Linked DNA regions of Homo sapiens: regions 2, 3 and 4 are each linked to region 1. A link is an interaction called in ENCODE POLR2A ChIA-PET data of the cell type or tissue named here. Cell type or tissue: CD4-positive, alpha-beta T cell. All regions are shown on one strand. Region 1 overlaps SLC30A7 (solute carrier family 30 member 7). Region 2 has its middle 35 kb from the start of LINC01307. Region 3 holds the start of LOC102723784 (a long non-coding RNA gene). Region 4 has its middle 86 kb from the start of DPH5-DT.

What was found. ChIA-PET counts read pairs that join two places held together with the same protein. Peaks named below come from ENCODE experiments on the same cell type or tissue, not always from the same donor. Only the 100,000 strongest peaks of a DNase experiment are listed, where the experiment ranks them.
Region 2: POLR2A ChIA-PET joins it to region 1 with 15 read pairs; 11 of 35 experiments call an interaction of 5 or more read pairs at or near these places.
Region 3: POLR2A ChIA-PET joins it to region 1 with 10 read pairs; 9 of 35 experiments call an interaction of 5 or more read pairs at or near these places.
Region 4: POLR2A ChIA-PET joins it to region 1 with 10 read pairs; 7 of 35 experiments call an interaction of 5 or more read pairs at or near these places.

What each region holds. Positions count from the first base shown.
Region 1 is chr1:100,926,591-100,929,090 of GRCh38, forward strand. The region is part of intron 8 of SLC30A7 (solute carrier family 30 member 7); the gene reads left to right. Among named protein-coding and RNA genes, the nearest start is that of SLC30A7, 32 kb to the left of the region's middle. In CD4-positive, alpha-beta T cell, no CTCF peak of the experiment used is centred here; DNase peaks (open chromatin) are centred at 941 and 1,751; H3K4me3 peaks cover 1,300 bases; H3K27ac peaks cover 2,500 bases.
Region 2 is chr1:101,287,366-101,289,865 of GRCh38, forward strand. No RefSeq gene overlaps it. Among named protein-coding and RNA genes, the nearest start is that of LINC01307, 35 kb to the right of the region's middle. In CD4-positive, alpha-beta T cell, CTCF peaks have their summits at 1,270 (motif pointing left) and 1,470; a DNase peak (open chromatin) is centred at 1,246.
Region 3 is chr1:101,308,332-101,310,831 of GRCh38, forward strand. LOC102723784 (a long non-coding RNA gene) reads right to left here and starts at 824. Exons shown (of 6, transcript XR_947643.3): 1 at 718-824; 2 at 1-42. RefSeq lists a silencer at 962-1,256. In CD4-positive, alpha-beta T cell, a CTCF peak has its summit at 1,077 (motif pointing right); DNase peaks (open chromatin) are centred at 1,240 and 2,380; H3K4me3 peaks cover 2,035 bases; H3K27ac peaks cover 2,500 bases.
Region 4 is chr1:101,110,835-101,113,334 of GRCh38, forward strand. No RefSeq gene overlaps it. Among named protein-coding and RNA genes, the nearest start is that of DPH5-DT, 86 kb to the left of the region's middle. In CD4-positive, alpha-beta T cell, no CTCF peak of the experiment used is centred here; DNase peaks (open chromatin) are centred at 1,387 and 1,767; H3K27ac peaks cover 2,144 bases.

The sequences.
Region 1 (2,500 bases):
GCAGGCACACATATCTAAACTATATTAACATTCTTATTGTGAAAATTTTAAACATTACTGAAATGTATAACTTACCTATTAAAAGGTTCTCATAAGCCCACCCTTTGAAGGTAACAGAAAAGTTTCATGTATCTTAAAATTCAACAAATGTTTTAGTACCCACTCTGTGCCAGGCAAATAGCCTACCCTCATGGAGCTTACATTTTAATAGGGAGACAGTCAATAAAGCAAACGAACATGCAAATAGATAATGGACTGTCAGTTGGTGACAAATGCCATAGAGTAGGCTAAGATGCTATTTTAGAAGGGCTTGGAAAGTCTTCTGCATAGGGTAATATTGGAGCAGAGACTAAATGGTGGAGGAGAGGAATATGGGACTGTTCAGAGGAAGAATATCCCTGGTGAGGGAACTTCAAGTATAAACACACTGAGGCAGGAGCATGCCAGATACAAGGATGACAAGAAGGGCAGTGTAACTGGAGCGCAATGAGCAGGGCAGAGAGTGGTAGATACATGTTTATATATCTGCATCTCTAGAGTTCAGGGAGCAGGTTGGGGTGGAAGATAGAAATTTGGGTGTCATCAGATTATATATGTTGTTTAAAGCCATATTTAATAGACAGTTTATTCTGAGACCGAGTATTGATAGAGGAGGGGAGGCCTGAGAACTGAGCCCTGGGGTTGGTCAGGAGGCAGGTGCAACCAAGAAGAGTAAAGTGGAATGACCAGCGAGGTGGGAAGAAAGATACAACCATATGTTGTTTTAGAAGCCTTGTAAAGAAACCTGTTAAACAGGAAGGACTAATCAACTCTGCTAAATGCTGCTGGGACTAAGAAGAGTGATGAGAATGAAAGCCTGATCAGACAGAGTAGCTTCGAGAGAGAATGGGAGGGGAGGAAATGGAGATAGCAACTAAGTCAACTCCTTTTCAAAGCCTTTTGCTGTAAAGGGGAGCAGTGTGATTGCCTGGCAGCACAGAGGGCCCACTTTGAGGTTTGTGGTCATGAATTTAAAGTGCAAACAACCAGAATAGTTGTGTTTTTCTTCAGTCTTGTTCAGCTACTTGGTAAGAGGTATGGAATAGACAGAGAGTTAGATTTAACAGGTTTGGGGTTTTGTCAGGTGAGTACTGACAGTGAGAAAGGGGCAAGGCAGGGATTAGAGTGGTGAGAAATTAAGATATAAAGGTAATTGATGCATGCTTTAAAAAAAAGTGTTAGGTTCAGTGGTCTAATCCACTTAGTGGCCTAAGATAGGGTCAATCTAATCCACTGAGCCTATCTTCCCTGTTTGGGAAGAAGTATTAAGAATGGAGGTATTAGGGGAATTGATCCAGAAATAGAAAGGGTTGTTCAGATTATGAGATGCTTGGAATTGAGATCTTAAGGCTTAAGGTGTGATTATAGGGGCAGAAGATAAGCTTAGCATATAGAGACCTGATGATGGGTGGATTGCCCACATGGATAATTTAAATCAAGAATAATGAAAAGAGTAGAGGTGGAAAGATAATAAGCCCATTACCAAATTTTTCAGTGACTGAAGGGGGGCAATCAGGAATTGTAACCCTGGTAATCAAGATGGGTAGAGGGTGTAATGATCTAATGGCACGGGCCTTAAGGAAACTGTGCTGTAGGGAAGAAGTAGTAGGAACTGTGATAAATAGTGGTAGTGACAAGCAAGAAGGACATCTGCCTCACCACAAGCCCCAACAGTACTGGAGTGTAGGAGAGAAAACGGCGCTTCTTAATAGTGCTCTAGGGAAGACAGTGCCCTCCATTGGTCAGTTTTCAGGTAGAGCATGAACATGCTATGTGGCTATTTAGAGAAGAGGCTGAGGATTTAATGAAATTGCATATTTAAAAGTAGTTTTTTTAATTATGGGAATAATTATGTTGACAAAGAAACTTGGTAAAATATAGAAAAAGATAAGGAAAAATTACCATAAGAGACCCATGTTAATATTTTTGTGGGTTTTCTTTTGGATTTTTTCTTTTATTCTGAGATTATTTTATTTTATTTTTCATAATATTTTTGTTTGTATTATGCATATGACATATTCTTTGTAAGAAAATTTTTAATAGTTTTCTGATTATAAAATATGATCATGGTAGAAAATTTTGAAAATAGTGGAAAGCATATGAAGTAAAGAAAAACTAGGATCACAACACGCAGAGGTCACATAACCACTGTTAGCAGTATTTCTTTACAATCATTTTTAGGCACATTTTTAAAAAAATTATTGAACTTCTACTATATGTAGATTATTAAGCTTGGTCAGCATCAGAGAGCATTCACAGGTTTCAGATGAAAGGTAATAGTATAGTCATTATTTTAAGTCAATATTAAGTTTTGGATGACTAAGTTGTCAGCAAAGGCTTAGATTCAATGGTAATAAATGACAACAAGGTACAGAGCAACACATAAGAAAAATTCTTGTAAAAGGTCTGTGTCTAAACTACGCATTTATCTTTACATGTATGAGGGAGAAACTATATATAG
Region 2 (2,500 bases), 360 kb after region 1:
CTGCAGCAAGCTGCGATTGTGTCACTGCATTCCAGCCTGGGTGACAGAGTAAGACCCTGTCTCAAAAAAATAAATTAATAAATTAATAATAATAATAAAAAAAGAAATCCTATCTATAGGAACGATGGGGATGCCAATGATCAATATCTAGTGCTACGTTATTTTCAGCAACAAGAAAGTGGATCAAATTACAGCTTGATTAATATTTCATTACATCTATATTTCTGTTCAGAACCCAGCATGCAATTCTTGTCGACTCTGTGAGGACAGTTCCAAAATGACTTAGGGAAAAATAAATGGAGGGCCGAGCATGGTGGCTCATGCCTGTAATCCCAGCACTTTGGGAGGCCGAGGTAGGTGGATGATCTGAGGTCAGGAGTTTGAGACCAGCCTGGCCAAGATGGCGAAACCCTGTCTCTACTAAAAGTACAAAAATTAGCTGGGGGTGGTGGCGGGCTCCTATAATCCCAGCTACTCAGGAGGCTGAGGCAGGAGAATTGCTTGAACCCAGGAGGCGAAGGTTGCAGTGAGCCGAGGTTGCGCTACTGCTCTCCAGCCTGGGGGACAGGAGATTCCATCTGAAAAAAAAAAAAAAAAGCATGCACATGCACCTGTAGTCGCAGCTACACAGGAGGCTGAGGGAGGAGAATCTCTAGAAACCTGGGGGCAGAGGTTGCAGTGAGCCGAGATCATGCCACTGCACTCCAGCCTGGGTGACAGAGTGAGACTCTGTCTCCAAAATAAATAAATAAATAAATGGAGGTGGAAAAGCCCAAGAGAGTTGACCAGACCAGCTAGACTGCAATGCACAGTCACTGTGTATTTCAGACAAAGATATTCTAGCAGGGATCCCAATCTCAAATGCCTTCCAGGGCCATACACATGTGTGGGGCATGGAATAAGATATTGAAGAATGATGGGAGTTCTGGCAAATTAGAGAGGGCTTGCCAAAAAGCATTACAGATTAAAACAAAACAACAAAACCAAATACTACCCTAGACAAACACATTGCTGACCAGATTCTGCCCAAAGGCTGTTGATTTGAGCCTACTTGTGACATAAACTAAAACATTCTTAGCTGTTACAATGGTAGCACAACTTATCAAACGAATGAATTATTTGGAGCTTTGTACTAAGGCTGTGTATTCAGATGTGTAGTCAGTTGTGTGATATTAATTCATTGTTACACTTTCTAAGGGTTCTAGGTCAGCAGCAGTATTGTTGTTAGGACATTACTGCCACCTAGTGGTCATTAGGGCTGTGCCAGCACCAAAGAAATCTGTGTATGGAGCTTTCATCTTCCAAATGTTTGTCTTGTGACGCATGCCACAAAACACTCAGATAAGCTACATAAACCTTTTTATACTGCAGTGGTAAACAGCTCACAAGTGGTGAGGACTGTTGCTGTTGTATAATTAATGTTGTGACTGGGCGGCTTGTGTTTACTTAGTTGGTGTCTGGTCCGTACATTTTTTTCTGCCGCTGTTGTTGTGTTTGTACTAATGCTATCTCTTTGGCATAGGTATAGAAGTTCATCAAGTATCTGAGAGGCTGTGTTGAAAGGATTAAATGTTTGAGGGGGCAAAGAAAAAAAAACACTGGAGAAATAATCAGATTTTGATGTATATGTTAGCTGTGTGACTTTGAACAAGTCACTGGGTCTCTCTCTCTATCAGTTCTGGCTGCTCAAAAATGTGCGGTTGGACCAGATGTGGTGGCTTACCCCTATAATCCCAGCACTTTGGGAGGCCAAGGAGGGAGGATTGCTTGAGGCCAGGAGTTCGAGACCAGGCTTGGCAACATAGTGAGACCTGTCATTACAAAAAATAAGAAAACAAAAATGTGGGAGTGAAATGGTTTAGCAGTTCTCCACCAAACCCCATGTGGGGGAGGCGTCGTCTGAGGAACATCATGGGTTTAGAAATCTTCATGGATCTTTGTCTGGGTGTGAGGGCTTGGGATGAGGGGAAGAGGTTGAAAAGGAAGGTCCAGACTGTTTTAACCAGAACAGGCCCCACTATAAAAAGTTAATTCAAAAAATTTTATTTTTGAATAGGTAATCCATGTAAGTGATTCAAAATTCAAGAGGTAGAAAAGAGCACATAGCAAAAAGTCTCCTCACTAATCTGCCCCACATTAGAGTAAACCAATGTCACAATCTATTATCTATATTTTTGGAGATATTCCCCCATATTGCCCCACCTCTTTCTTTTATTAACACAAATAATAACATCATACACAGTTCTATAATGCTTCTTTTTATCTATTTATATATTGCAGTTTCATATAACATTTCACTTATTCTTCAGTATGCTCAGACATAGATATATAAAATTTGACTAGATGCTCTAGAAATCTCTTTTGTAAGGGCATTGACCCTTTTTTACTTTTACTCTTTTAAATGTTTTTAGAGACAGGGTCTCACTTTGTCACCCAGGCTGTAGTGCAGTGGTGTGATCATAGCTCACTGCAGCCTTGACCTCCTGGGCTCAAGAGATCC
Region 3 (2,500 bases), 380 kb after region 1:
GCAGGTCGTAGACTCCTCATTTGAGAGATACCCTCCCTATACCTCGAGGAAAGGAGCAGAAGACACAGAAATGCCGTGAAGAATCTGAACAAACAAGCCTTGCTAAGTTCCCTCCGGCTTATTGCCATTAGATCACAGCCCCTTGTCCAATCATACTTTCACAGCACTGTACTCTCTTCATCAAACCTAAGAATGAAAACACACAGGTTTCCCTGTTCCTCTGGGACATTGCCAAAGGCTCCTATGTCAGGTAAAACTTTTTTAAAAAATTTGTTTGGAGACAGGTCTTGCTCTGCCACCCAGGCTTGGAGTGCAGTGGCACAAACACAGTTCACTGCAGCCTTGACCTCCCGACTCCTGGGCTCAAACCATCCTCCTGCCTCAGCCTCGCATATAGCTTGGACCACAGGCACGCACCACCAGGGCTGGCTATATTTTATTTTTTGTAGAGGTGGAGTCTCCCTGTGATGCCCAAGTTGGTCTTGAACTCCTGGGCTCAAGCGACCCTCCCACCTTGGCCTCTCAAAGTGCTGGGATTATAGGTGTCAGCTACTGCGCCTGGCCTAAATTTTAACTTAAATGAATTCATATGCTTTTCTCTTTTTAGTCTGTCTTTTGTTTTTGGGGCCTCAGCCACAAACCCCTGAGCAGCGACTGAGAAAACATATTTCATCCCTTACGACTCTGGCAAGTAGCAACCTTTTTCAGTTTACTTACTCTCAGTGCCCTTCCCGCTTTAGAATAAGGTCCATTGATTGAGTAAGATGCCTTCCCACCTTGTCCAGTGACTTGTGTACCTGGCGGTGGTTCTGGGCGTGTGCTCTACCAGCATCACCTGGGAACTTGCTAGAAATGCAAATGTATTGTGCTCCACTCCAGACCTAGTGAATCAGAAATCCGGGGGGGGGGGGGAGGTGGGGGTGGGGACTTAGACATCTTGTTTTAAGGAGGCCTGCAGGCGATTCTGGCGAACACTAAAGTTTAATAATCATAAATATAGGGTACACTTTAATAAAAATTTGCCGCAGCAAACGGGAAAATACCAATTTAGCTCTGTTTGCTGCAGCTTCGCAGCTTTACCAGGAGAGGGCGCCGACGGACCTGACTTTTGCCTTGCCTCGCAGTAGAGCCCAACTAGAGGGTAAACAGCAGCCACAGTAAGTTCTAGCTGTTGCAGAAATAAATTACAAATACATGTAGGAAAAAGGACTTCAAAAGGCTGCGGTATCAAAGTGGCAGTTAAAGAGAAGGCAACGCTCAGAGTTGCAGGTGGAGCAGCGGCGGCTGCATCAGCGTCTCAAATTGCGAAAACATTTTGGGCTGAAGTATTTCTTTGTAGCATTTCGTGGAGCCCCTTTCCTTTGATATACACTAGCCTTCCGACTTCCCTTTGTTCTTTTTTCACACGTCAGGTTTTATCGCTGACAAGCTCCAACGCGTCAAAGGCGTTAGATCTGAGGGCTGCAGCAGCCTTCGCGGTTCCGCATTGAGCTCCTTCCTGCAGCCCTCTGCGGAGGTCACGGCCACGTGTGGGCAGGGAAGGCCCCCTACCCACTTCCTCATTCGGACCCGTCACCTTTAGCCGGCGACCACCTTTTGATCTCTTGTGTTGCACTTGTGTCCCCCGTTTCTCCTCCAGCTTCCCTGGAGTCCCTCATTGTGGAGCTGTTCACGGCCCCAGTCCCTGCACAGCGGGGTTTTGCACGAAAGAGGCCGTGAGGGCCAGAACTTAGTACAGCCTTGAATACTGGGGCGGGGAATGGGGGTAAGAAAAACAAAACCTCCCCACTGGTCCTCTTCTCTCTCTCTAGCACTGCATATTCATCTTGACACCAAGTCACACCCCCATCAGGAAGTCTGGTTTTGGGGGTAGTGGGCACAGGACGATTTGGGGGATTTTTGCATTTGTTTGAGCTACAGGGAAAGAGAAATATTTAACTCCTGAAAAGAATCAGCATACCAGGTGCCTTATTATACTGTGTGTATGTGCTATTGAGCAGTCTAGAAACCTTTCTGCAGTCGTGTTCTGCAGATTTCATCCCAACAGAAAATTGCATCTTCCAAAAAATGTAGTTCAAAATAATAAGGCTTCATTCATTTTTAAATGACCAGAGCATTTCCTTCTCTCAGGGGAGGGGGGCAGGGAAGGGGATTGTGTGGAGATCTGTACTAGGAAACAAATGCCTATAGGTGTAGGAGAGACATGTTTTATAATTTTAAGAATATACAAGGGACATCTGTTCTCAGTTTACACTGGGATGCTCATATATTTATTCTAAACAAGAAATTCAAATGGAAAAGGCTTCACTGTGCAGGAGAGACAGGAAAAGGAAGAGTGAAATCGTTGAGAGCACGGGTTTTGGTTTTGTGGTGACAGATTCAAGGCAATGAACACACATGATGTTTTGCTCCTCAGGGCCAGGTTGTCTCCAGTGTGTAGTGTATACACATTTAAATGATGGTTTGTAACTGCAGAGTTGTTATCTTGACTTTAGAATAA
Region 4 (2,500 bases), 180 kb after region 1:
TTCTGAGCCAGCCTTTGACCCCCCAGACTATGCTTCAGTGTTGGTTCTTATGTCCCACACTGCTTTGAGGGGTCAGGCCTAAAGGTAGGGAGAGATGTATAAGGCAGTGCCATGATAAATATCAGCCTAATTTCACGAGAGAAATAAAAGAGTCACGGGAGAGAGTCCAGAGTACCACCCTGACAATTTTATCTGAAAACATCTCTTTGTTTTAATGCCGCTTTTCATAGCCTAGTATACACATACCACATGAGTCCACACATGCATGCCTTCTTCCTTTCATTTATTTCTTTTGGCCTTTATTGAGCTCTTTCTGATCACCAATCACTATGCTAGGCTCTAGAATAAAATATTTCAGAATAAAGAAGTTTCCCCTGCTCTTCCAATTGCTTATAATCTGGGAAGGAAAGATAGTTCCATGAGTGATAATTACAGGATAATAAAATAAATATGTCAATTGAACACTGGCCCAATAGTAACAAAGCAAAGGGAAATGCAGTCATAAAGGTAACACCGAGTGCCTGACAAACCAAGAATATTAAATACTTCATCCGAGGCTCTCCGTAACCCGCCCTATCCTATCTTTTCCAACCTTATTTCTTTATACTGTTACATACTCTAAACTCCAACCAAAGGTAAGACTACCATAGAAGATGCCCATTATGAAATTTAGACAGTTTATTTTGGGGATACATTTTCTTATAGTTCCATGAATACCAAAAGGGCTATGGCAACAGCTTGTAATTTCTATAGTCTTGTAATTCAACATGGCAAAGTAAGGTTGATCTATTTTGGGAAGGTATTTTGATAGGGTAACTTTGTGTTAAATATAGTCAGCCTTCTGCTAGCATTATGTATAATGACAAATAATCTAAATGTAGTTTCACAGATAATCTAAAGTCACGTGCAGGTTTACAATGTATTTTCTGCCTTCCTGCTCTGCCATCTCTCCTAGGAAGGATATCCCATAGTTTTGCCCTTTTTAGGCTAATGTTAACAATCACAATTTAATGTTAACAAACATTTTCTAACCACATGCCACTGTTGATATGTTTCTGATGGATAATGAGGAAGGAAACTGTTTAACAACTAAACATTGTCTTGCATTATCCCTAAATGCATAATCAGATATATGTTAAAATGACACATTTTTCTCTTGTGTGTGTGTGTGCAAACAACTTGCATAAAAATAGTCTAACTTCTGTACCAAAGAGGTGTACAATACATGTAACTATAGTGTTCACTTGTAGTATGTTAGAACCCACCTTTGGGTGGAGTTACACTACTGCCAACGGATTTAGTTGTTGTGGTTTATTCTAACACTTTCGGTCACTTTGAACAATCAAGGGTGTTTGATCCAACGTTAGAAGACTGCATTTCATGAGAACCAAGACAACATCTACTACAGCTGTCTGGGCCAGCAGCGTGCGTCACACCACAGACAGCCTGCCCAGCCACTTCTTTCCGGTTCCTGTTTTTGTCTGAAAATGGCAAAGTTGGGAATTAAAAATTAGTTGTAAGAGCCCCCAAATGTAATTCTTTGTAATCAAATGTAACTGTTGGCAAAAGCACATTTGTTTTTGAAATCAAATATAAATGTGCATACAGTATTGATTCCTTTTTAAAATAAATTTAAATATATCTGATGAAGCAGCACAGTTACACCCTTTTCCTTCTGCATTTTTAATCTTTATCAGAACACTAGCTCTCCAGACTTAGATTACAAGTGTGCTCTGTTTCCCTTTGCCTCAAACTCTTTCCTTGGTAACTAACTGCACTGCTGCTTCTGTGGCCTCATTTTAATTTCATGCTTCAGCAAATGCAATCTGGCCCTGCTCTCAACAAACTGCTTAATCAAAGCTTGCCCATCTCCCAACCTCATTGGCCACTTTCAGGTAATCATTTTATCAGTCTTTTTTAAAGTCTTCAACACCAACTATCTATGCACTCTTCTCTTTACTGTTGTTAACTCGCAAATATCTTTCAGTCCTCTTTTCCACTCTAACTCTTAGATTTGTGCTGAATGTCTTTGGACCTTTTCTTTCCTCTCTCACTTATTTTCTTCCACAGCTTTTTTTTTTAAATGCTAAAATGAACTTAAAAACACAAAAGTAATGAATGTCTGTTGTAACAATACAAAGAGTACAGTGAACTATCCAGTAACAAATTAGCTGTCTTTCCTTCTTCCCATATGTATACACACATACATTTATATATTTGTATTTACATATATGTATATCATATATTCATACATATATGTATTTACCAATGACTTTCTTCACAGAATTGGAAAAAAACTACTTTAAAGTTCATATGGAACCAAAAAAGAGCTCACATTGCCAAGACAATCCTAAGCAAAAAGAACAAAGCTGGAGGCTTCATGCTACCTGACTTCAAACTATACTAAAAGGCTAGAGTAACCAAAACAGCATGGTACTGGTACCAAAGCAGAGCTATAGACCAATGGAACAGAACAGAGGCCTCAGAAATAACACCACAC